Linked DNA regions of Homo sapiens: all the other regions are linked to region 1. A link is a loop called in an ENCODE intact Hi-C map of the cell type or tissue named here. Cell type or tissue: PC-9. All regions are shown on one strand. Links, peaks and the distances in the headings refer to the core of each region. The heading gives the core; the rest is flanking DNA.

What was found. Peaks named below come from ENCODE experiments on the same cell type or tissue, not always from the same donor. Only the 100,000 strongest peaks of a DNase experiment are listed, where the experiment ranks them.
Region 2: it touches region 1 in a loop (7-fold over the local background); 2 of 110 quality-filtered maps call a loop at or near these places.
Region 3: it touches region 1 in a loop (2.3-fold over the local background); 2 of 110 quality-filtered maps call a loop at or near these places.
Region 4: a loop joins it to region 1, with 9 times the contacts of the local background. A loop is called at or near these places in 5 of 110 quality-filtered maps.

What each region holds. Positions count from the first base shown.
Region 1 is chr1:168,706,671-168,712,569 of GRCh38, forward strand. All of the region lies in intron 2 of DPT (dermatopontin), which reads right to left. Among named protein-coding and RNA genes, the nearest start is that of DPT, 20 kb to the right of the region's middle. In PC-9, for the core only: no CTCF peak of the experiment used is centred there; DNase peaks (open chromatin) are centred at 2,801 and 3,441; H3K4me3 peaks cover 883 bases; H3K27ac peaks cover 2,583 bases.
Region 2 is chr1:169,057,767-169,063,665 of GRCh38, forward strand. It overlaps LINC00970 (long intergenic non-protein coding RNA 970), which reads right to left. Exons shown (of 5, transcript NR_104091.1): 2 at 2,646-2,753. Among named protein-coding and RNA genes, the nearest start is that of LINC00970, 26 kb to the right of the region's middle. In PC-9, for the core only: no CTCF peak of the experiment used is centred there; DNase peaks (open chromatin) are centred at 1,805, 2,465 and 3,375; H3K4me3 peaks cover 2,178 bases; H3K27ac peaks cover 3,947 bases.
Region 3 is chr1:168,917,281-168,923,179 of GRCh38, forward strand. All of the region lies in intron 3 of LINC00970 (long intergenic non-protein coding RNA 970), which reads right to left. Among named protein-coding and RNA genes, the nearest start is that of LINC00626, 130 kb to the left of the region's middle. RefSeq lists an enhancer at 4,556-4,725. In PC-9, for the core only: no CTCF peak of the experiment used is centred there; DNase peaks (open chromatin) are centred at 1,811, 2,221 and 3,311; H3K27ac peaks cover 3,839 bases.
Region 4 is chr1:168,600,803-168,606,701 of GRCh38, forward strand. No RefSeq gene overlaps it. Among named protein-coding and RNA genes, the nearest start is that of XCL1, 27 kb to the left of the region's middle. In PC-9, for the core only: CTCF peaks have their summits at 2,884 (motif pointing right) and 3,083; a DNase peak (open chromatin) is centred at 2,869.

The sequences.
Region 1 (5,899 bases), core at 352-5,351:
GTCCTTTTATGGCATTTTGGGACTTTACATTTCAAACATTTCAGACATGTATCACAACACGAGGGAATAACAGTTCCAGGGATATCTGTAGCTTAAATGAGTAGAGGAAAGTCCCTGAACACTTTCCAAATTGCTCTCTTGGAACTGAGTTTCTAACTCACTGTCCAAGCCCAGGGCTAGTCAGTAAGCACATTCACTTTGACTCGTGTTGATTTTCATTAGCCACATTATGTGGTGGTCACCCTGGGCCTGCATGTCAGTGGGGGCTACTTGACCTTCAACAGCTCCCCTCCAATTAAAATAGTTTTATTCTCTGTTTTCTACCAGATGCCTACTGTGCTATTATGTAATATTTCACCTGTAGAAGTCTTATTCCTCATCTAGAGACAGCTCAGTACTATGCAAAGAGCATGGGATTTGGAGGCAGATAGACTGGTTGAGTCAAGTTTGGAACTTTGAAGGGAGCCACAACTTCTATAGCTCAGTTCCCTCATCTGTATGATAGTATCATAATTTTTGTGTGTGAGGATTAAATGCAGTAACACAGGAACACGTGGTAAGTGTCAATAAATAAATATTATTATTATCATCATTATCATTAGTAGGGTCTCACCCAAAGCCTATGAATTGTTATTATTTCATATCCATTCACATTCATTGACTGCTTAAGTGAATTAATAAATAGAAGTAAGAATGATTGCCTCTAGAATCTATTATAGTAGAGGGAAGCAGACTAGATAGAATAAAGCATCAGATTTGGTTTGTAACTGAGAGGTTTACTTTGTTCTAAGTAGCTGGCCTTGGGTTAACCAATACTTAGCCAGACACATCTATGATATTTCTGCTTTTGAAGTTTGAACATAAGGAGAGAGGTATCACCTATAATGCAGGCACCAAATACAGTCGATATGGTTTGGCTCTGTGTCCCCAACCAAATGTCACCTTGAATTGTGGTTTCCATAATCCCCACATGTCATGGAAGAGACCCAGTGGGAAGTAATTTAATCAAGAGGACGGTCACTCTCATGCTGTTCTCATGATCGTGAGTGAGTTCTCACGAGATCTGATGGTTTTATAAGGGGCTTTTCCCCCTTTTGCTTGGCATTTTTTCCTGCCATCATGTGAAGGACATGTTTGCTTCTCCTTCTGCCATGGTTGTAAGTTTCCTGAGGCCTCCCCAGCCCTGTGGAACTGTGAGTCAATTAAACTGTTTCCTTTGTTAAGTTACCCAGTCTCGGGTATGTCTTTATTAGCAGTGTGAGAATGGACTAATACAACAGTCATCAGTGGCATCTGCAGGGGATTGATTCCAGGACCCCCATGGATACCAAAATTTTCAGAAACTCAAGTCCTTGATCTAAAATGGTGTAGCATTTGCACATAACCTATGAATATCCTCCTGTTTACTTTAAATCACCTCTAGATTACGTATAATACCTAAGATAATGCAAATGCTATGTGAGTAGTTATTATACTATATGGTTTTGTATTTGTATCATTTTTTATTGTTGTATTGTTATTTTTATTTTTATTGTTTTTTTCTGAATATTTTTGATTCAAAGTTGGTTGAATTCTTGGATAGGGAACCCCAGATATGGAGTGCCAATTGTACATGTCTACATTTTAAATATGGCACAATAATTATGGAAACCATTCCAGCAGATGAAAGGGATGATAGATTTTGCTCAAGTTCAGAGAGGCTGCTGTCTGCACAATGAGTGCTATGTACATCATGCAATGGAAGGCAATGGTTTTAGTAGGGCGCAGAGCATCTAAACCCAATATAAGTTCCTTTAAATTGAGACATCTAGTCCAATTTCCTCAAAACTTAAGTATGTCCATCTCTATAGTAATAGCTTCCAGCTTGCGCAGAGGACCAGTATGGAAGCTGCTCTTCATTTTTATTTTTTTATTTTACTTTAAGTTCTAGGGTACATGTGCACAATGTGCAGTTTGTTACATATGTATACATGCGCCAGGTTGGTGTGCTGCACCTGTTAACTAACATTAGGAGATATACCTAATGGAAGCTGCTCTTCTTACCAGGCCTCTGGGAGCTGAATTGCAGGAGGCTGTCTGGGCACAGGTGGCATATGACAGGCACAGCAATGCAGAGGCCTGTGAGATTGTTCATGTCCCTAAAACAGCATTACAGGAGTGAACATGCAAACACTCCCTATCTTGTATTAACATCTGAACAAAGAGGCTAAGAATTAAAGATTAGCTTTGACTGGGTGCTTTGGGGTGGGAGAGATAAGAATGTTCTAATCAACTGATGTTAACTAGAGCTATACAGGAATTTAAAAAAAGCACTCTCTGGCTTATGACTTGCACACAGAGAGTGGGGAAGTAGGCAGTGGAGAATGCAAAGTCTGAGAGACAGAATATCAGGGTTGAAGAGAAAAGTAAAGGTTACCTAAATGGATGCATTATTTTACAGTCAAAAGATATTATCCAATGAACCTAATGAAAGGCCATGGGTCTGGAGAAGAGCCATTTGGAAAAGAAAATGATTCACAACCATCAGATCCTGGGACACAGAGTCTCCGCCTGGACAGTAGACAGTCTGGTGTGCAGCCTGCAGCTGCTGAGCTGTTTGGAGAAGAGAGATTATGACAAACAATGTCTAAAGGGTTGTGGCAACTTCAGTGACATGTGTTTGTGGTTTGCAGACCACTAGACTAAGAATTAGAATTTTCATATCTAAATAAATATCTATAAAATTCACTATTCATCCAATCCAGTGGAGACCATTTCCTAATGGCATGTCCACATCTCTCAGGAATTTGCTTTCTTGCCAGAGTCCAGTGAGGCTGTAATATCCAAAGAGAAACCGCACAAGCTGAAACGAGAGCAGCACCTTGGTTCCCACCAAACAAATAAATCTCATACTCATTTGGGAGTTGGTTGGATGATTTGTTTTTTCCAGCCCAGAGTGATGATATTTCTGAATCCCTAAGTGCTCACAAACGCAGGCGCTAGATATTCACTTAGCTAGTTCATACGGTGTCAGGCTGCGTGCTGAAGAATGCCTTTCAAAGAGGGAAGGGGAAAAATGTCGTTCCCACCCACATGGGTCCAGTTCCCTGGGAGGTAATTCAAGCTAATTAAAGTCATGTAAGGGAAGGTTTCAGATAAGAGGGTTATCAGCATTTCACTGTGGGAAGGTGCAGGAAAAAGAGTTCTCACTTCACTCTGTAAGGCTGTTAAAAGGATCAAATAAAATAATGTACATGAAAGAAGTCTTTGTCAACTATAAAACATCATCACATCAATGTCAGGTTTCACCATTGTTACTGTTCCTAGGGGCTTGCAACATTCAGTTATTCATCTGACACATTTATTAAGAGTCTATTTTGTGCTGGGTAATATCCTGGAGATGTTGAAAAAATAAGACCTAATTTATGCCCTGGAGGCATTTAGAAAGACATATAATACAACATCATGACTCAGGCAATTTAAAGATGCCACTAAAATGTCTAGACACACCAGCGGGATAGTGAGTCATACACTGTGTACCATGGTGCACACTTGAATCTTGTTCTGCTGCTTCTCCAATGTTTTCTTTGAAAAAATACCATTTTATTTGGTGACCGTGATAGCTCTCAGCTCTAACACCATGCCTTCAGAAATAGAACCAGCAGGTGGAACCACACCTTAGTGGGACTTGTTTCAAAGTTGACTTGTCATGCCTTTTGGATTAATTCTCTGTACTTTCCCCACCTTTTGGCTCCACAGACCAACAGCAACATGTCTGGATGGTAGGATGGGGTAAGGAAGGGTAAAGGGTATGGGGGTTGGGGTGGGTTCAGAGTGGCAAAGTCATTGCAGATCAAGGCTTTGGGTAAACTTTGTGAGCAGAGACATGAATATCTCTGGCAACTCAAAATTGCTCATCTTTATCTATCAATCTTTAACATTGAGACTTTGTTCCTACATATATGTCTATATGATCATTACATTTTTAGCATCTTAGCTGGTGAATTGCATCTAAGGGAGCTTGAGAAGCCTTTCTAAAGTATGTGAGAGGAACGATACCTAGCATTCTTGGGGAAGCAGAAGTATCCTGGAACCAGTCTCCAGGTGACCACTGGAAATCTGGGGCATCATTAAAACAACGGTGGAACTGGAAACACAAAGACCTGTCTTTTTCAGGTCTCAGCATTCAAATAAACAGACAGGATAAGCTTCAAGAAGCAATGCTCAGAGTGTTAACACAGATCCCACAGATCCACGGAATATGGGAATTCCAGGAAAATTTAGATGTTTATCCCTTTCTCTCACACTTACCTTCATCCACCCCCTATTTCTTCTGTTTGACAACTTTGCTTTTTTTTTTCTTCTTCTTCTTTTTTTTTGAGTCAGAGTCTTGCTCTGTCGCCCAGGCTGGAGTGCAGTGGCGTGATCTCGGCTCACTGCGAGCTCCACCTCCTGGGTTCATGCCATTCTCCTGCCTCAGCCTCCTGAGTAGCAGGGACTACAGGTGCCTGCCACCAAGCCTGGCTAATTTTTTTTTTTTTTTGTATTTTTAGTAGAGAACGGGGTTTCATCATGTTAGCCAGCATGGTCTCGATCTCCTGACCTTGTGATCTGCCCACTTCGGCCTCCCAAAGTGCTGGGATTACAAGTGTGAGCCACCATGCCCGGCCTTGACAAATTTTCTAAAACCAGTGAGCCTTAGCTCCTTGCCTGCCTGGTCACCCAAAGCCTTGAGGCCCAAGCCCACTATCTGTTGTTGTTCTGTTTGGGCAGGGGCCAGCCAACCATGATGGCATGGCCACAGACACAGCAGGCTCTCCCACTCATCTCTGCAGAGACCTCGAGCCTTGCTGTGATGAGGAATGTTGCTGCCTCAGCTTACTCCTCTCTGCCTGGGGAAGAATGAGTTAGTACATCTAACAACAGACTGTCCAACTGGTCACATGTCTTGTTCCTCTGCATAACCAACCCCGCTCTCAAGTTCTGCTTCCTGCAATGACCTGACACCTGCTAGGTTGTTCCTGGGCAGAGTTTGCCTTTGAATGTCCTGTTAGTTGGTGAGGAGGCTGGGTCTCTCCTGCATCTGGGAGGGTGAAGGGGACTCTGTTTCAAGACAGGTCAGCTCTGTGTGATCATAGACAGTGGCAAGGCCAGAAATATATTATCTTATTTAATGCTCATAACAAAAAGTAGCCTGAAGTCATTCCTTCATCCAAACAAATGTTATGTGCCTGTCATTATTTATAGGGCTTGGCATATGTCAGCACAAAGATCTCTGCTTGTGTAGAGCTTATATTCTGGGCAGAAGTGGAGGGATGGGGGAGAGAACAAAAAATTTTATGTAAGAGAATTATATTTTCTGGGCCACTTCACATTATATACACCCTCCACAATTATTAATGTGGATATTTGTTCAACAGTTGTTAAGAAGACACTATGTTCCAAGCACTATACTGGGCATTGAAAATACAAAGATCAGTGAGTGGCCCCATATCCTCCAGACACTGGAAGTCCAGGTAGAGAGGAGCAACTGTACACAGGTGGTAAAATGCATAAAGTGCTGTGACAGAGGCATCTACGAAGGGCAGAGAGACAGAGCCACCAACATCCAGGCCTCCAGCTGCCCCTAGGCTGTCCATGTTCCCCTTCCTCCCCACTGCAGCCCGTGCAGGGCTACCTCCTCACCTCCTCACTCTTTCCCCTGCTCCTGAACCCACTCCTCCTGGCCACCCAGCATACCCCAGCCCTGATGTGTTCCTTTGGAGTCTGATTCAGGGAAAGTTATACTAATGTAGTAAATAAATTCACTGACTGAGTATTAGGTTTTGCTTGCTCTTTCAGGTAATTTACATACATTTTAACTGGCTTTTAATGCTTTGCAACAAAGGGAGGCTGGTTTCCTTGTGGGAAGTGCCATTCT
Region 2 (5,899 bases), core at 420-5,419, 350 kb after region 1:
AGGAAATAGTTTTCTCATCAGTAGCATGTTTTTGAAGAATATTAGCAGAGAAGCTTCTTCAGGAGACAGACCAGCCAGAACTGCTAGTCAAACATGGCTGCCTTCTTTCTTTTTTCATATGTGAGAAAGGAAGTATTTTGACTTGGTGCTATGGTTTGGATGTTTGTTGCTTCCAAACATCACATTAAAATTTGAACATCAGTATTAGAAGTGGAGCCTAATGGAAGGTGTTTTGGTCATGGGGGTGGATCCCTCATGAATAGAGCAATGCCCTCCTTAGGAGGCGAGTGAGTTCTCACTCTATTTGTTCCCATGAGAGCTGGTTGTTAAAAAGAGCCTGGCACCACCAACCTTTCTTTTGCTTCCTCTCTCACCATGTGATTTCTGCACGTGCTGCCTCCCTTTCATTTTCCACCATGAGTGGAAGCCCCCTGGGGCCCTCACTAGATGCAAATGCCCAATCTTGAGCTCTATAGCCATCAGAATTGTGATCCAAATAAACCTTTTTTCTTTATAAACTACCTAGTTTCTGATATTCCTTTACAGCAACACAAAATGGACCAAGACACTCAGCTTCCCAGGCAACAGCAACTTTCCAAAGTCTGTGGAAGATAATTTGGGTAGCAAATGATAGAAGATCTAACCAAGAGTAGCTTAAACAATAAGGACATTTATTATTGTGTATAACATGAAGTGTGGAGGTAGAGCAATTTCAAGGTGGATTAATTCACTGACACAGACACAGTATGGATCTAGCTCAGCTATTCTGCAGTTTTCCTCCACAGTCTCAAGATCTGCTGTGAGTCAGGTCTCACATGCTATCAACAATCTTCAGAGGCAGAAAAAGAGAATGTCCCAATCTTGTGTCCCTCTACAAGATGTCCCCTTATCTTTCCTTGTCAAGAATCAGCATAGTCTATCCCTAATTAAACAATCACCAGACAAGGAAAGACCACCATAAATTGGCCTAAACCAATGAAGATTTACCTTCTATGGTTGGGTAGAGACTAAATTCTTAAAAAGAACATGACCCCTCAGAGGAGGGTTACTAAAATCACGGTTTTGATAGCAAGGTAAAAAGGGGGAAATAACTCCCTGGTGGGCAACCAACAGTGTCTGCAACAGAGAAGGTTGGACCTCTAAGTAGTAGGTAATGAGTAAAATTACTCCAATTTTATGCTTAGGAGAATCAAGCCAATGTAAGACAAGGACCCTTCTTACTCAGAGCTACAATCTGGTTTCAGAGATAAAGCCTTTTCAGGAGCATTAGCTCAAGATGATTTTACAATCATTACCCATATAGGCTGCAATAGAAGCAAAGCACTACCAAAATCTTCTAGTATAGCAAATGTCCAAGTAGGCTCACTAATGCAAAGCAAACAAAATCTTCTTGTAATGCTAGGTCACAAGGTTTGTACACATCCTAATCCAGATAAATATCAAGAGTGAAATGGTAACATTTGGCCTCAGTTTCAATCTCTGTTACAAAATTGACCAATGCCTTCCTCTGGAGAATAGAGTATTTTTTTTTTATGGACCAAAACACACAATTCACAACTTCCCTGGAGACTCTGCTAAGGTTTTATAAAGATTTAGTTTTTTCTTTTTCTTTTTTTTTTTTAACTTGAAAACATCTAATTCCTTGTGAAAGAAATAGAAAAATAGGTAGGAGAACTGTTTGACCCTGAAGACATGCCAATAAGTTTCCCTCACCAAGATTTATATTAAACACAAAATTTGATGATCAAATTGTTTCTACACTTGTGACTCATTATTCATTTACTTAACCTTAGGCTGGCCATTCTCTCTCCCATTCATGCTCTCTGAGGTCTGGCAGGACCAGAGGTGCTAAAAGCTCAGGTCTCCACTGCTTAGTATTCTCAGAATGGCCAAAAGGGAGTCATTTGGGCTGAATTATGTTCCCTCTAAGAGTCACCTGCTGATGATCTAACCACTGGGACCTCAGAATGTGGCTGTATTTGGAGCTCGGGTCCTTTAAAAGGTGATTGAGTTAAAATTAGGTCATTAGGGTGGGCCCTAATCCATTTTGACTATTGTCCTTATAAGAAGAGGAAATTTGGACACAAAAAGAGATACCAGGGGCACACAAAGGAGAGACCATCTGAGGACATAGCAAGAAGGCAATGATCTGCAAGTCAAGAAGAGACGCCTCAGGAGAAACCAAACCTGAAGACACCTGGATCTTGGACTTCCAGCCTGCAATACTGTAAGACCATAAATTCCTGTTGTTTAAGCCAACCAGGCTGTGTATTTTGTTATGGCAGCTCCAGAAAATGAACACAGGGAGCAAGAGGGCATAACCTCAGGGAGCGTCCTTTGATTTCTCTACCTCCTCCACCCCAGGAAGTCCTCTCCATTTAGTCCTACCTTTACACTGCAGCTGGCCTTCCGCCAGCTGTGGGGCCCTCCGCCCATGATGAATGCAAACTGACACTCAGATTCCTCAGCGATGAACACCGAACACTGTCCACATTACAAAATCTCTTCCTTCCCTGACTGTGTTTCCCTCCAGAGAAGACTAGGGTGTGTTCTGGACTAAGGCCACAGACGCAAATTTTCCCTAGAAGAGCCTGGAAAAGAAGCAGTAAGTCACGGAGCTGCAGTTAAGTTATAAGAAAACTCACCTGAAAAAACAGCCAGGGGTTTTCACAGGGCAGGCCAATTACGTAAAGCACATCTCCACTGTGTGTTGTCTTAAGATAATGAGGCTCCTCACCATCAGCAAGAGCTGGCTGGAAGCAGAGGGATCAGGTAAGTGAACCTTCAGGAGGACTGAGTTTCAAATATGGGTCCCTGCCAGACAGGGATTGTATGTCCTCAAGTAGATGTCTCTCCCTGTGACCCACAATATCAGCAGCGTGTGGCCCTTTTCCAGGGAAGAGAAGTGGAAATACCCACCTATAGTTAGGAACTGGGGATTACTATGAGAGAAGGGAGGAAGAAACACAGTGTCTAAAAATTAGCAGACTACCAAACTTAAAAGTCCTGCTCCACCATTTATTTACTAACTACACAGCTTGAACACATTTTTCAACATCTCTAAACCACCATCCACTCATTTTAAAAAATGAGAAGACTAGTAGCTATCTCAACAAACTGTTGGGTGGAATTAAATAAGATATTATAGTAAAACTAGCAGATTATAGGGTATATAGGCAAGTGAATAGCAGCAGCAACAACAGCAATAGGGTTGGTAGTTATTAATAAAACAAATGACCAAGCAAGATTTAGCATTTCAAGAGCTCTGACACAGGGCTGAGCTCTGCACTTCTTGGTGATAATAGAAGTAGAAAGGAGGAAGTCGAGATGTGGGTGAGGAAGCTGGGCCAGGTCAGAAGGTCCTTCCGGAGTGGAGGAATGTTGAGTGGAGCCAGGGTTAGATAAGATCTTGAGATAGAGGGGGAGGTTGTAGGGAAACCTTCCTGTGGTATGGAAGTTTCTCCTCTCTTTTAGTTTAGTATGTTAATGAAATGAGTTAATACTCTCCGCACTAGAAACAGTCAAGTTACTTCATCTCAGAAATAATCTCCCCCAGGAACTATCACACTTAAAATCATAACAACAAAACTACCTCAGACACATCCCAGGGCAATAGTCCAAGGGACAGAACTCTCAAAAGTACTAGAGCCTGCTATTTTGAGTAGATTGAAAAGTAAGAGCCCCTCTAAATGAGGTCAACAATCAGGCCCCGTGTCTCAGAGCTCTTCTAGCCAAGAAAGTCCATCTGGAAAGCAAGCAACCTGGAGAAACCAAACCACCCAGACACACACTGACCAGCCCAGCATCAGCAGTGTGCTTTGGTTTCTTCTCAGACTGAAAGCTGGACTAGGGAGACAAGTGCTAGAAAATGAAACATAAAGCATGAAGGGTATTTTTTTTCTCCGTTAAAAGAACATTCACACGGTCCCTAGTGTCTACAAAAGTTAGCAGCTGTCAGTAAAGAAATGATTATCCAACAACAAAAAAATTACAGTGAAACTGTTTACTAGGGAAAAAATTCAAATTTGAACCTCATTATAAATCTGTATAAAATTATCTCCATACGGATTAAGGATTTAACATTTCTATAAAGGAAGAAAAGGAAGAGAAGGAGGAGGAAAAGGAAGAGGAGGGGCAGGAGGAGGGAGAGGGGCATAAACAAGCAAGAAGAAAATATAAGTGTACATTTAACCTATCTTGAGGTGCTGTGGCAATTTTAAAATATGACCACAGATTCCGTGCTATACCTCCCATGACACCCACTTGAATGTGAGTAGGCTTGAGACTGCATTCACCAACAGAGTAGCTGATGTCCAAGGCTTTGTCATAAAAGGGCTTACAGCTTCCTCTTTGTTTCCTAGAACACTTGCTTTTGGAGCCCTGGGCTGCCATGTAAAGGTTCTAACTACCACAAGATCACTGGATGAGCTGCATACAAGCACTCTGTAGGGCATTTCTGCTGAGCCTAGCCTTCCAGCAATTCTCACCAAGTCTCCAGACACATGAACTACACCATCTTGGACTCTCCAAATCAGCCCATCCACCAGCTAATTAACATTGAATGACTTCTGTCAACACCATGCATAATGCAGAAAACCCACCAGCTGAGCCCTGCCCAAATCCTTGACCTAAAAAAAATTATAAAATACAATAAAACAGCTGTTGTTTTAAGCTATTAAGTTTTGAGGTCACTTGATATGCAGTGACAGATAAAACTGGACTGGTAGGGAAGGACCTTCTAAGCACAAAAGTTCATTAGGAATCCAAGGAAAGAATAATAGATTTGAAATTGTAAACTGCTCTATTTCAAAAGTAATCATCACATACAAAATTAAAAGACAATGACAAACTTGAAAAACATTCTTGTAACAGATTTAACAAACAAGAAGAAAAGCACAATAGGAAAAAAAATGTACAAATAACAAAAAGCAGTTATCAGAAAAAAATTAAGACAAAAAGAGAAATGCTATTTAATTTTTAGTGGCAATTACTGGTAAAATAAATATAAATTAGATAATATGATACCTATTTGGCTTCAGATTTGTGAAGATTTTTTTAAATGATAACACTCAATACCTGCAAGACTGCAGTGTAGCAGGGATTTACATACCACTGATGGGAATGTAAATTGGTAATCTTTCTGGAGAATAATCCAATTATATAAATCAAAAGCCTTAAATGCCTTTTGCTCAAGTAATCCCAGTTCTAAAAATTAATGAGACATGTGGCCAAATATTTCTTACATTCTCATCACAGCACTATGTATGATACTGAGAAGTCATAAACAACAAAACATTTAACAGTAGAACTGTTGCTAAATTTCACATAATGGAATACAATGAAGCTATCAAAAGTCACACTCTCACCAAAATATTCATTGCCAGGGGAATACATTTATGATATAATTAAAGTGGAAAAACGTAGTTAAAAGTATGCAAAAAGAATAGCCACAGTGTCATTTACATACATGATAGACAGACTTAAAAAATGAATGGAAGGAGCACACTAAAATATTAACAGTAGTCTCTGGAAAAACGGTTTAAGTATTATTTCCTTCTTTCTCTTTGTGTTTTCCTAATTTTCCAACAGGAAACCATATTAATTTTATAATCAGAAAAGCAGTTTCCTTTTGAGTTAATTTTTTTTTTTAGTTTCACAGTACTCCAACAAACTTGAACACAGCATTTCAAGCACTAAAGTTTTCCCAGAAGCCAGGAGTGCTCCCTCAAGAGACCTGCTGTGATCTGTTTTAGAAGTGTCTGACTTCTAAGCCATGCCGCATGGATCCCCAGGCTCCAACATTATCTCTCTATTATCCCTTCCTTTTTCCCACCATACCTCCTGACCACATCACCACACACAAGTAAAGATTCTTATTCCTTCAATGCCCTCCTGTTAG
Region 3 (5,899 bases), core at 294-5,293, 210 kb after region 1:
TGTGACAAGTGCTAAATGTGAGATGTGAACAATGTCTAAGCGATTCCGGAGGAAAGAATGCCTTAAGGGTATTGGGGGTGGTCAGGAAGGTGTCTCCAGGAAGATCATATTGTGGTCTAAAGGAGCATGAGTTTGCAAAAGTACAAGTTGAGGTGAGAGTACAGGAAGAGGATAAGTACTCCAGGTGGAAGCACCAGCATAAGCCCAGGGCTGGAGATAAGAGGCAATCCTGTGAGGATTAGTGCCCCTGAAGAGTGAAGTGGGAAAGACATGTGGAGGGGAAATGCAGGGAGATGTCTGCAGGCCAGATCACAAGTAACTAAGGGTGCCCTTCCTAGTGTCTGTATATAGGACAGAATTTCTCCCCAAGAATGCATTTGGCCAGAATGTCTCTTGTGCTCTAATATCTCTCAGGAACATGAGAATTTGAATGGGGAGGAGAAGGAGGAGGAATGCCCCACAATTAGGGCTTCAATAAAGTGACATGTAGTTACAAACAGGAAGAGAAAATATGGCATTTGCTCTTTCAGTTGATTTTGATCTGAAGTCTTAACACTGTCTTAAGTGAATACTATGCCCTCTAATTTTCTGAAATTGCAAGGTAAATGTTTAAGATGAAAAACAGGGAGTTAGTCCTTTTTTTATTTTTTTCTGAGCTTAACCTTAAGAGTGAAAAAGAGTCTGCCTTCACATCACACCCGCGCAGATCTCTGGATTCATAGGATGAGCAGGGCTGCTGTACTAATCACATTTTCTTATTGCAGGATGCAGAGCTACATAATAACTGGTGAGTAACTTCACATTGAGGAGTTAGGTTTCAGAGCTGGCTCTTAGGGATCTGGGATAAAAGCAACTCATAGTCCTTCACAGGGTCTCCAGTTACTGGGAATGGGCAAACCTTGCTGAAAAAGAGGAAGGAGGTATGTGGGTGTCAACCGGTTTGCAGCTCTGAAGCCACTGGATTTCTCAGCTCCTGCTTTTCTTCTTCCTCCTCCACCTCTTCCTGCCCTTGCTTCTCCTCCATGAACCCAAGCCCCTGCCCCATCACATGGCTAAAGAAGCAGCTACAAAATAGGGACAAATTATCATTAAATTAGCGAGGGAAAAATTGTACATTTGTCTGTTCTAGTGAAATTTTCCCCAAAGGGCTCAAAAAGATCTGGCAAGTGCTCCCTTCCTGCCGCAAATAGGTGGGAGTGTGTGGCAGTTCCACGTCTACCACATACTAAGCACTTACTACAAGGCTCTAGGCATTGTTAATGCTTTAAATAGATGTCTCAGTTTAACCATCTCTTCAACCCTACAGTACTATTGTGACCATTTTATGGATGAGAAAATGGAGGTACAGAAAAGTTAGGGGCTTCCCCAGAGCTCACAGCTAGAAATTGGTGGAGCCAATATTTAAATCTTGGCAGTCTGTCACTAGAACCCTGGACATCTACCACTGTATTATAAAGCCTCCCAGACTCCCAGAAATATGCCCATGAAATCTCCTAGATGCTGAAAATGGACCAAATCTCACCAACGCCTTTTGAAGGCAAATTATTCAAATGGATAAATGTGGATTACTATATCTTTAGGGTTTTTATTAAAACTTGCTTGACTGTGTATAAAATATTCAAGACACATATGAAAGGTAAGAACAAGTGGCCATGTATGTGGTATGTTTATTCTTCCTACACACCAGTGCTCCAGCTCTGAATATCTGAGCTACTGGACCATTGTCCACTTTGACCTTGAACAATAGGGAGATCCTTCTAGCCATGATTGTTCTTGAATCACCAAACTCCTCCTTCTGCCCTTGCATAATGTGCCCTGCCCTGCTGACAATGAATGCCCTGATGTACTAAGTCACAACACTGAATATTCCTCTGTCCTCATTTTTTTCAGCAAACAGGATGAATATCAGCTCCAGCAGAATGCCCACAAGGTTGTATGAAATTTAGCGAGAGAAAATTCTAAAGTAAATGCTGCAGAATTCTATTATACAGCACTGTTTCCAGAGTGCTCAGCATGTCACATTGCCCTGTAGAGCTGGGAATGCAGAAACAAAGGCCTCCAGTGTTATTTCCATTTGTAAGAAGACTGAATTAACGTTGCTAGGGAAACAAAACCTCAGTTTCCTATTCAATTTACTTTCAGCTTATGTGTCACACCTCTTGCAGCCTCGGTGAAACACAATAAAGGAAGAGAACTACAGTTCTTTTATTAAAAGCTCTTAGCGCACATATTTCCCAGGTAAAGATAATCCACAGGAGGATAGATTTGGGCAAATTTCATCATAAAAGTGATTCAACTCCACTAGATTTCGCTATATGGTGGGGGGAAGATTACATAAAAAGATGCCTGTGTGCATTGCTCACTGTACCTAGGAACACCTGACTCAGGAATTGCATTTGTCTCAATTTTCAGTGGTCACAGTTACAGCCTAAAAGTCTTGGAACTTGTGTATAACTTATAATGTATATATAACTTGTGTATAAGTTATAATGTTTATAATGTGTATAAGTTATAATGTGTGTATAACAATCAAAGAGAGAGAAAATTGGAAGAAATGCAGTAATGAATGGGGTCAGAATGGTGGATAGAGGGTAGGAAAGCAGGAAAAGAAGAAAGAAAATGGTAGAATCAGCTCAGTAGTTAGTAATGGACCACAAGACTTTCAAGAGGGAGCTGATCAATTGATTCTGATGTTGTAAAACATATAGGAGAAATGGGTTACGGCTAACGCAAACCAAACCAAATATCAAGGATGATCTGGAGAGAGGATATGGATCACACTTGGATGAGGCTGTGTCTGCACAAGCATGGGCTCCTCCTTCCTTTGCCGAAATATGCCGCCATCTTAAGAGCTAAAACCAACAAGCTTTCTGCTGACTGCTCAGATGTTAGTGTCTGCACACTTCCAGGGATTTGTCAAATCCTAGTCTTAATTCATCGTCAGTCCCCAGGGTTCATGAAGTGGTCCATGTTTTCCAAATCTCAGTTCAAACATCATTTCCCAAGGACATCTACCCCAACACTGCAGACTAGATTCAATCCATGCTACGCATTCTCAAAACGTGGCTATCATTTTCTCCAATTTACTCACAGTTAGAAGTTACGTATTTCTGTGATTTTATTTATCTTTCTCCTTTATTAGACTATAAGCTCCTTGAATATAAGAAGTGTGCTTGTTTCTGCTTAGCATTGTGTCCTCAGTTCCTACCCAGAATCTGGCACATAGTAGAGTCTCAGCTAATATTTGTTCAATGAATGAATGAATGTGTACTAATCAGTTATGACTAAAAGGTAAACAAATCACCCCATGATGACTAATGATACCAAGCCTTCAAAGGCCAGCAGGAAGTCACAGAATCACAAGTCAACTTCTGACTGAGCTCCTTTCCTAGGGAAGCACACACTCCCAGACAGAAGTAGACCATATAAAATTTGGATCCATCGTGAATGTTTAATTGCAGCCTTATTTTCCACATACAATGTCAGTATTTGGCTTGCCTTGTATGACCATGGGAGGCTTTCAGAATTAGTTTCTGAATAACTTCTTAAGGTTGTTTGTTATATTGACTTCAGCCAAAGATCATTGGTATTTCCTGAGACCGGAAAGATTTGGGCCTTGTGCGTAAACAACATCTTGGATCAGGCACGGAAATTTCAACAGTACTTGGCAATTTCCTAGCAGCTTACAACTGCTGATCCCGCCAACACAGGGAGTTTAGATGCAGTTTCCTCGTCCTTCTAGTTTCTATAAATGTCCTTCCTGCAGAAAGCAAGTGGCCAGAGGCACAGAGAATAGTGATGTACTCAAGTTCTCCTTCTGCGGCAGAATTAAGAATTAAATCTAGCTCCAGTGAGGAAGCAGCAGACCATGCATTCAAGACCAGTTACATAAATGGTTTGAGTCACATTATTTTTTTATCAAAAACTGTTTTATTCATTTGTACTATTCCATTTGTAATATCTAGGTAAGTGGGAGATGGGAATGTGTCAAGAAACAAAGGCTCTGGGGGGTACCACAGAATGCCCATGAGTAAATCTGTAAGACTCCACTGAGTAAATCTTTAAGACTCCACTGATAACTGTTCCTTTCATCAATATCAGGAAAAAGGTCACCAAGAAAGACATGGCTCTGAGGGATCCAGAAGCCACTGGATCTTCCCAAAATGAGAATTTCCTCAGAAAGAAGCAGAAAGAGGCCCAGATTTGAGTCAGAGGGATCCAGATATGAATACTGGTTTTGTCACTGAGCTATGTGACCTTGGGCAAGTTACTTCACCTTTCTGAGCCTCAGTTTCCTTATTTTAAAAGCAGAATAATAATATCTGCCTTCCATCACTGTTTCAAAATTAGAACTAGCTTGAAGAGAGACTCCAGACTGCTATCTGGCTTGTAATAAGTTCAACTGTCATTTCACTGGCCATCTCCAAATTGCCCTCACCACTTCTCCATTTTTCTTTGTTATCATTCTGGACCATGCCGGGTATCCTTTATTCATGCTACTGTTTTTCATGTAGTTTGCTGAACTTAGAAGTGTCATTTTCTTGGCTTTAATATCTATGATAGTAATGACTTGAATTACCTATTAATTGTATTTTGTGGTCTCATGACACGAGAGAGAGCAAAAGCGAAAGTGAGAGAGCTAGAGAGAAAGAAAGAGAGCAAGTAAGGGCAAGCAAAGTCCAGAGACAGCTACATAAACCATATTTGATTATGTGCATCTGTCAGAAGTAGGCCAGACCCATGGGATGATCAGGAATAAGTGCAGCTGGAACAGAACCTAGATATCTTTCTTCTGGTCCCTCGTCACATTCACTCCCACTTCTCTTTCACTCCCCGCTCCATCACTCCAGATTTGGTCCCTCTTCTTTATGATCCCAGCCTTCCACCACGACAACTTTAATGAACTTTGGTCCTGGTCCTCATGCCTGTCATCATCTTCTGTCTAGTCGAGAGTGGTTCTCATGTGCTCTCTGGCTCTGTCCAGGCCCAGCATGTCCCTTCTCAATTGAGCCCACTTTGGCTTCCAGTGTCTGTCCTTTCCACCTCTCCTCAATAGGTTTCCTAAATCCACCACTGACTCAATGTAGTTCAGGGCCACTGTTCCTACTGCCTCTAGTTTTGTCTCCTGACTAGCTCATTCTTCCTTTCCATTTCCTCGAGCCAGGAGGGCCAGAAAAGTCTCTTGTTAATGATGTTTGCACACTGCAGGGTTGATCGCCACATGCCACCACAGACCTGACCAAATGTGAACTTGACTTAGATCTTGCATGGGCTATGCAGGTATTAAAATCCGGGCTCCTGCCATCAAGCAGCTTACATATGATTGGCAGATAACACAGACATGTTAACGATATAAAGAAAAAACAGCCACAAAAAGTCTCATTTGAATTTGAATAATGTTCTCAGTAGATCATTATTTATCTGAGAGAGAAGGCACCAAAAGAATCCAACAAAAAAAATGGCCTAACTGGATTATTTTTATGATTACTTAATTTCAAATTTATACTAATATAATGAGTAAAATATGATTTGCTAAAGTACAATGCATAGGGAAAACAGAATCTGCTGAACTAAGAGTGACCTGTCAGTGATTCCATAAAGACCAACTTGCATAACAGAGACTGGATGACACAGAATTTAAGGTACAACTGCAAGGATATTGTAACAATCTTGATGGCGATCAATAAGTTGATGATTCTTTATTGTTTATATATCTCAAAAATAGCAACTACTTTAAAGCACTGAATTTCAAGTATACACACACAGAGCTACACATACACATAACATGCTAAGTCATCTTTTGTCAATCATTGTACTTTTTAGAGTTATATATTTCAAACTTCAAAAATATTAGGTAAAACTCACATTGTTAACATTTGGATAATGGCATTTTCAATGA
Region 4 (5,899 bases), core at 573-5,572, 110 kb before region 1:
AGCCTGGACAAAAGAGCAAAACTCTGTCTCGATAAATAAATAAATAAATAATAAATAAATAAATAATAAATAAATAAAAATAAAAATAAAAAGATCCTGTAGCACTCATCTAGCACTTGTTATGAAGGAACTGTCTTGTTGTTGAGCTTTCCATGAATGCTTGCAGGGCATTTTAGGGATGGGCTTCATCACCTTTACAGTCTAATGAGTATCCATATGCCTTCCTCCTATAAATTAGTACTCCATCTTGAAGCTGAAAAGTCCACATGCTCATGTAGAGAGGCAAAGAAAGGAACCACAGGTAATGGGAGAAGAATGAAGGTTCATGTTATAGGTTATACAGATCATGCATCAACAAGTAAAAAAACATGCCACACATATATTTTATCTTCTGCACTACGTTAATAAGCTCAAAGGCAACGTCTCTGTTTTAACCATCTTTCGTTTATTTCAGCCCAATGACTCATTTGATGGATGATAGCTGTGCTGTATGCTGACCCAATTACAAGTGCAATGAAATCACAAGGAGGAAATTAAAAAATAAAAATTCCCACCAGAACATTTATTCTCAAGATAAATCAGGAAATGGTATCTATGAATATGATTAATGGATAAGCCCAAAGACGATTCCTCTATCATCACTTTATTGGTAACTCACAGCAAGTTTGGTTCAATTCAGTCCAAGTTTGTTGACTTTCTACATATTGCTGCTGTATGAGTCTCTGGTGATACAGAGAAGAGATAGACATGATTGTGGGGTTACAGTGCTTGGAATTTCTTAGCAGGTGGGCATGCTACATAGATATAAATATGAATACAGGTATTCAAGAAACTATTATTTTCTTAAATAAAATATTCATTTTTGAGGACAGTGCCCCAAGAGGTATTTTTGTTGGAGAAAAAAATATATATATATATAAGGTATGGTGCTTTCAGGTGGGCTGGAAGTGGGCTGCAACTTCTCAAGCCAGGAAGCTCATCCAAAAACAAAACAGATGCTGTTTAGGGGTAGTTAACTAAGGAGCAATTTTATGCTAAGGTGCAGTTTTATGCTAAGGAGCAATTTTATGCTGTATACAGACCTTTATTAAAAATCCTAAGCTTTGCTCTTATTTGGGCAGGTCTTGAATTGGGTACACATACATGTGTATAATTATCTAAACCCAGACATTTTCAAAAGCAAAAAGGGGCACTATTAATAATTATGCTGTGACGAAAGAAGGCATAAACCTGAAAGTATGGCTTTCCAAGTCTTGCAGAACTGACTGTCAGAGTTAATGAAAATAATATAAGGGCCAACTAAAACAAACAATGACACCTCTGAAACAAACCTCTCCTGAATGGAATATCACAGCTGCCGTAGAAGTAGTCATTTCCCATTTGTGGTAAGAATGAAGCAGTCTCCCCAGAATAATTCCACAAACATATTTGCTTCCTCCAGAATTCACTGTTTGCAAATTCCCTGACCTGGGGGTTTACTGTTCCCAGATCTGAAGTTATCACAATATTTACTTGGTCTTGGGCTGATAGGGAAAAAACTTTAGAAAGATGATGAATATTAGATACCAACGAAACAGTATTATTTGAGTGTGTTTCTTTGCATGAGGCATTGAATTTGTGAGTGATGCTGAGGTTTGAATGTATATTTATGTAACTTCACTGTAGGCTATTTTAATAGCATTACATGTTATTCCTTTTATAAAATAGTATATAATACTTCTTGTAGATCATTTTAAAAATACAAAAAAATACAGAAGAAAATAGAATCATATGTAAACCCTAGAGAGAGAACATTTTGCTATCTTTCCATTGGTGTATTTCATGTAGTTGAGTTTATACTGTACATAGAGTTTTTTCTTCCCTTTCCATCTACTATTATACTATTTTAATGCAATTATTATGCAGTATTCAATAATGATATCTAATATTTATGGATGCTAATATATATGATATAATTTAAACCATGTGACAGTCCTACAAGGTAGGCATGTTCGTGAACCCATTTTGCAGATGAAGAAACTGGGAAGTTTGGTGAGGGAATTTGTTCAAGGTTTCACTCACTTAAAACAGATCTTGGGATTGAACCAAGTCTAAATCATACCAGAGTTCAGGTCCTTAACCAACAGGCTCTGCTGTATCAGTTAAGTTTTGGTTCTGAAAATGGAAGCCACTCTAAGTTTTTTTCACTATAAAGGAAGCTGACGTAGGGAATAAGGCTTATACAACCTTTATATATGCCTCCCATTGGAAGAAAACAATGATCAGGATGGCTCTAGATCTAGAAACACAAATATTGCAGTGATATCACTACTACTGAGCTTAGCTGCTTGCAGCATCTGGGAGCTGCTGACAAAGCCCCACATCAGCCATTTGCTGATACCCAGACGCGTGCCTAGATCTTTACTGGAAGCAATGGCCCATCTTTTTCTTCTGCTTTGCAAACTTCACAAAGTGCCACCCCAATGATATTCAAACAGGCACTTGAGAAACGTGATTTCCATGCTTTCAGGCCCTGTTTTACAAGGGGAAAGCTTAGAAGGACAGAAAGGATACTGAACATCCACAGATAATATCAGGCTCACAGGTTATGAGACAAAGCATAATTTACCTGATTTTTTCTATCATTATGCATTTAGGTTGTTTCCTAGCTTGTGGCTACACACTTCACTGGCTCATATGCCCACCTGCATATATATTTTAGCCACACACCCAATTTCAGTTCTCCCAGGGAGAACTGAATATGCAGGTGGGCATATGACCCAGGCAGAGCTGAAATTGGAGTGTGTGGTTAAGATATATCCCAGGTGAGCTCACAAATGTTCTGCTCTTCCACTCCTGGCCCCCTGCTGATGCTTACTGTCCAAACAGCCGCTTGAGGGCAGCACCTCCCCACTACTACAGATGCTGGCACCTGGCATGGTGATGCTGGCTTGCCTCCCTAGGCTAGGTCTCCTTATCTTCCCAAAGCTGCAGACCCTCAGGTTGCCAAGGCACATCATCCGTCTGTGCTGAACCCAACCAAGATTCTTCACCAAGTGAAGAATGCTCTGCACTAAGTCTTCTAACTTCTCCCCTGAGTACTAAACAGAGTTTTCAGGCCTCTGTGTCTCATTTATGGAAACAGCTTCTTTAGTGTCTGAGGGTGATTCTCTGTCCCTTGTGGCTAGACTGACCTATGGGCCTGGTCGGAGGCAGATGTCTCATTGTCTGCCATCTACTCCTCTCTATCGCTTGATGCCCAACCTCTGAGAAATTCTTTCCTTGATGAAAATCAACTCATGGGAAAGAAACTCCAGTTAACTGCCAGCTCTGACACTTCACAACACATGCATTTATTGTTTGAACCCTTAGGTTGAGAAACTTTCTGTATAATCTACTGCTACAATGAAAATTTTGGCCATCACTCTTTGTTCACATTCTCTCCTTAGAGAAGGCTGTGATACATATTGGCAAATTTCTTCCCGAAAGATCACACCAATTTATGCTTCCACCATCCAGTGACAGTGCCTGTATTTGTACCCTGGTCACTGCACTCTCCACTGAATGGTATTTTATCAATCTATGGAGACATTATATTTATGTGTATGTGCATGCATATATATATTTATATGTGTGTGCATGTATATGTATATAAGGGTGTGTGTTTCCCTCAGGATGTTCTGCTCACCATATTAAAATAAATCATGCCCAAATTCTCTCTGCTATATTCTTGAGACCCAAAGCACTGAGCCTTCCAAAAATGTGAGGACGGCAACAGCCCCAACATATCTGTTTAGTCCATTGTAACTGTGATCATTGCAGCTGTTGATTGATTGAAAGGTATTCTTCCAGAGGTTGAAGGGGTGTATTGCTAAGGAGTAGGTTTAACTGCAAGTGACCAAAAAGCCAAAATAAGAGTGGCTTAAACTAGATAGGTTTTTTTTTTCTCTGTCCTCTAGGGACAAAATCAGTAGTTAACAAGGCCAAGGCTGGTATGAGATCCCTGGAACCCAGGTTCTTTTCATTTTTAATTCTCAAATTTGCATCCACTTTCCATCCAGCAAGAAGAAGAAAAGGGAAGAAAAAGATGGGTTTCTTCCTTCAAAAGACATTTTCTAGAAGCTGTATGCATAACCCCAAGTATATAGGTAAGTTCAGCTGCAAGAAAGTATGGGAAATTCAGTCTTTATTCTATGTAATTGTTTTCCAGCTAAAAATAAGAGGAGTTAAGTAAAGAACAGATCTAAAGAGACAAACAGAAGTCCCTCACCTGGAGGTATATAAGATATGATGTCTGTTCTTAAATTACCCACAATTTACTTATTTCCTGGAAAGCCTGTGTTCCTCTTTTACATGGTAAACAAAATGTTGTGGATAATGGCCTATTTCTTTCTTCCTTTTAATTATAGTCTGATTTTCCTTTGACACAGATTATAGTTTCAGAGATGCTTCACATTCATTTTGGACTTCAAGTGGCTGAAGTTTCTCATACTTTACTTTCTTTCCTAGCCAGCCTCTCTGTCTGGCCATTAATGAATCTGAGAATAAACACTCAAATGCAGCTGGTAAGTGTGAGCCTGAAGATTTGTTTCATATCTTTTCCTTGACAAAAGAAGGATGAAACTGTACTAAAACACAAGGAAGCAAAGAAACTGAGAAAGAGGGAAATGAAGACAATGAATATAACCTCCATTATTCAGATTAAAAAACCTAGTTTGGCCATTCCAGGGAACTTTAATGGAGATATACATCAGTGGGCTTAGGGCAGTTTACAGAGGCAGGATTTCACCATGGTACTATATGTATCTTGTACATCTCATAAAATGCACAACAGCAAAAAATTAAGGTAATATAATTTAATAAGTTACTGGTGAGATGAATAAAGATGGTGATATAAGCTTTATTGACTAGCAACCTTAAATAAATAACAGGTATATCTTGGGCAATGAATCCCAGAAGTGTTTCTTATCACTCATAACCACTTGGCAAATGGTCCTTCTGCTGTCCAATTGGTTGGGGAAAAGTTTCCCTATTTAATTTTACATCCATCTTTATTTCCAGCTTTCTCATTTTTTGCCTGAACCATGCATCTATGCAGTGTGCCTTACTCAAGAAGCATTTTCTAAATGAAGCAATTTGTGTACAGTTGATACCCAATTCAGATACATACATTGATTGAGGGCTTTTGTCTGAGGATTGTATTACTAGAATGTGCTTTTAAAAAAATCTATATACCACATCTACTAGGATGGCTATAATAAAACAAAACCAGAAAACAACAAGTATTGGTGGGGATGTGGAAAAACTAGAATTCTCATACATGGCTGGTGGGAGTGTAAAATGATGTAGTCCTTATAGAAAATATTATAGTTTGGTGGTTTCTCAAAGAGCTAACCATAGAATTATAGTATAACCAAGAAATTCTACTCTGAAAAAGAATTGAAAACAAGAACTCAAGCATATACTTGTATGTCAATATTCATTGCAGCATTACTCACAATAGCCAGAGGTGGAAACAACCCAAAGATCTGGCAACAGATGAATCAATAAACAAATCTGTACATATGTACAATAAAGTATTAGTCAACCATGAAAACAATGAAGTTTTGATATATGCTACAATATGGATGAAACCTAAATACATTATACATAATGAAATAAGCCAGACACAATAGGACAAATATAGTATAATTCTACTTATATGAAATATCTAGAATAGGCAAATTTATAAAAAGAACATAGGTTAGAGATTACCAGCGGCCTAGGGAAGGGGATAGGGAGTTATAGTTTAATGGGTACAGAGTTTCTGTTAGGTGAGATTAAATAGCTGTGGAGAAAGATTGTGATGATGATTGCATAACACGATGAATGTAATTAATGCCACTAAATTATTCACCTAAAATGGTTAAAATTACAAATT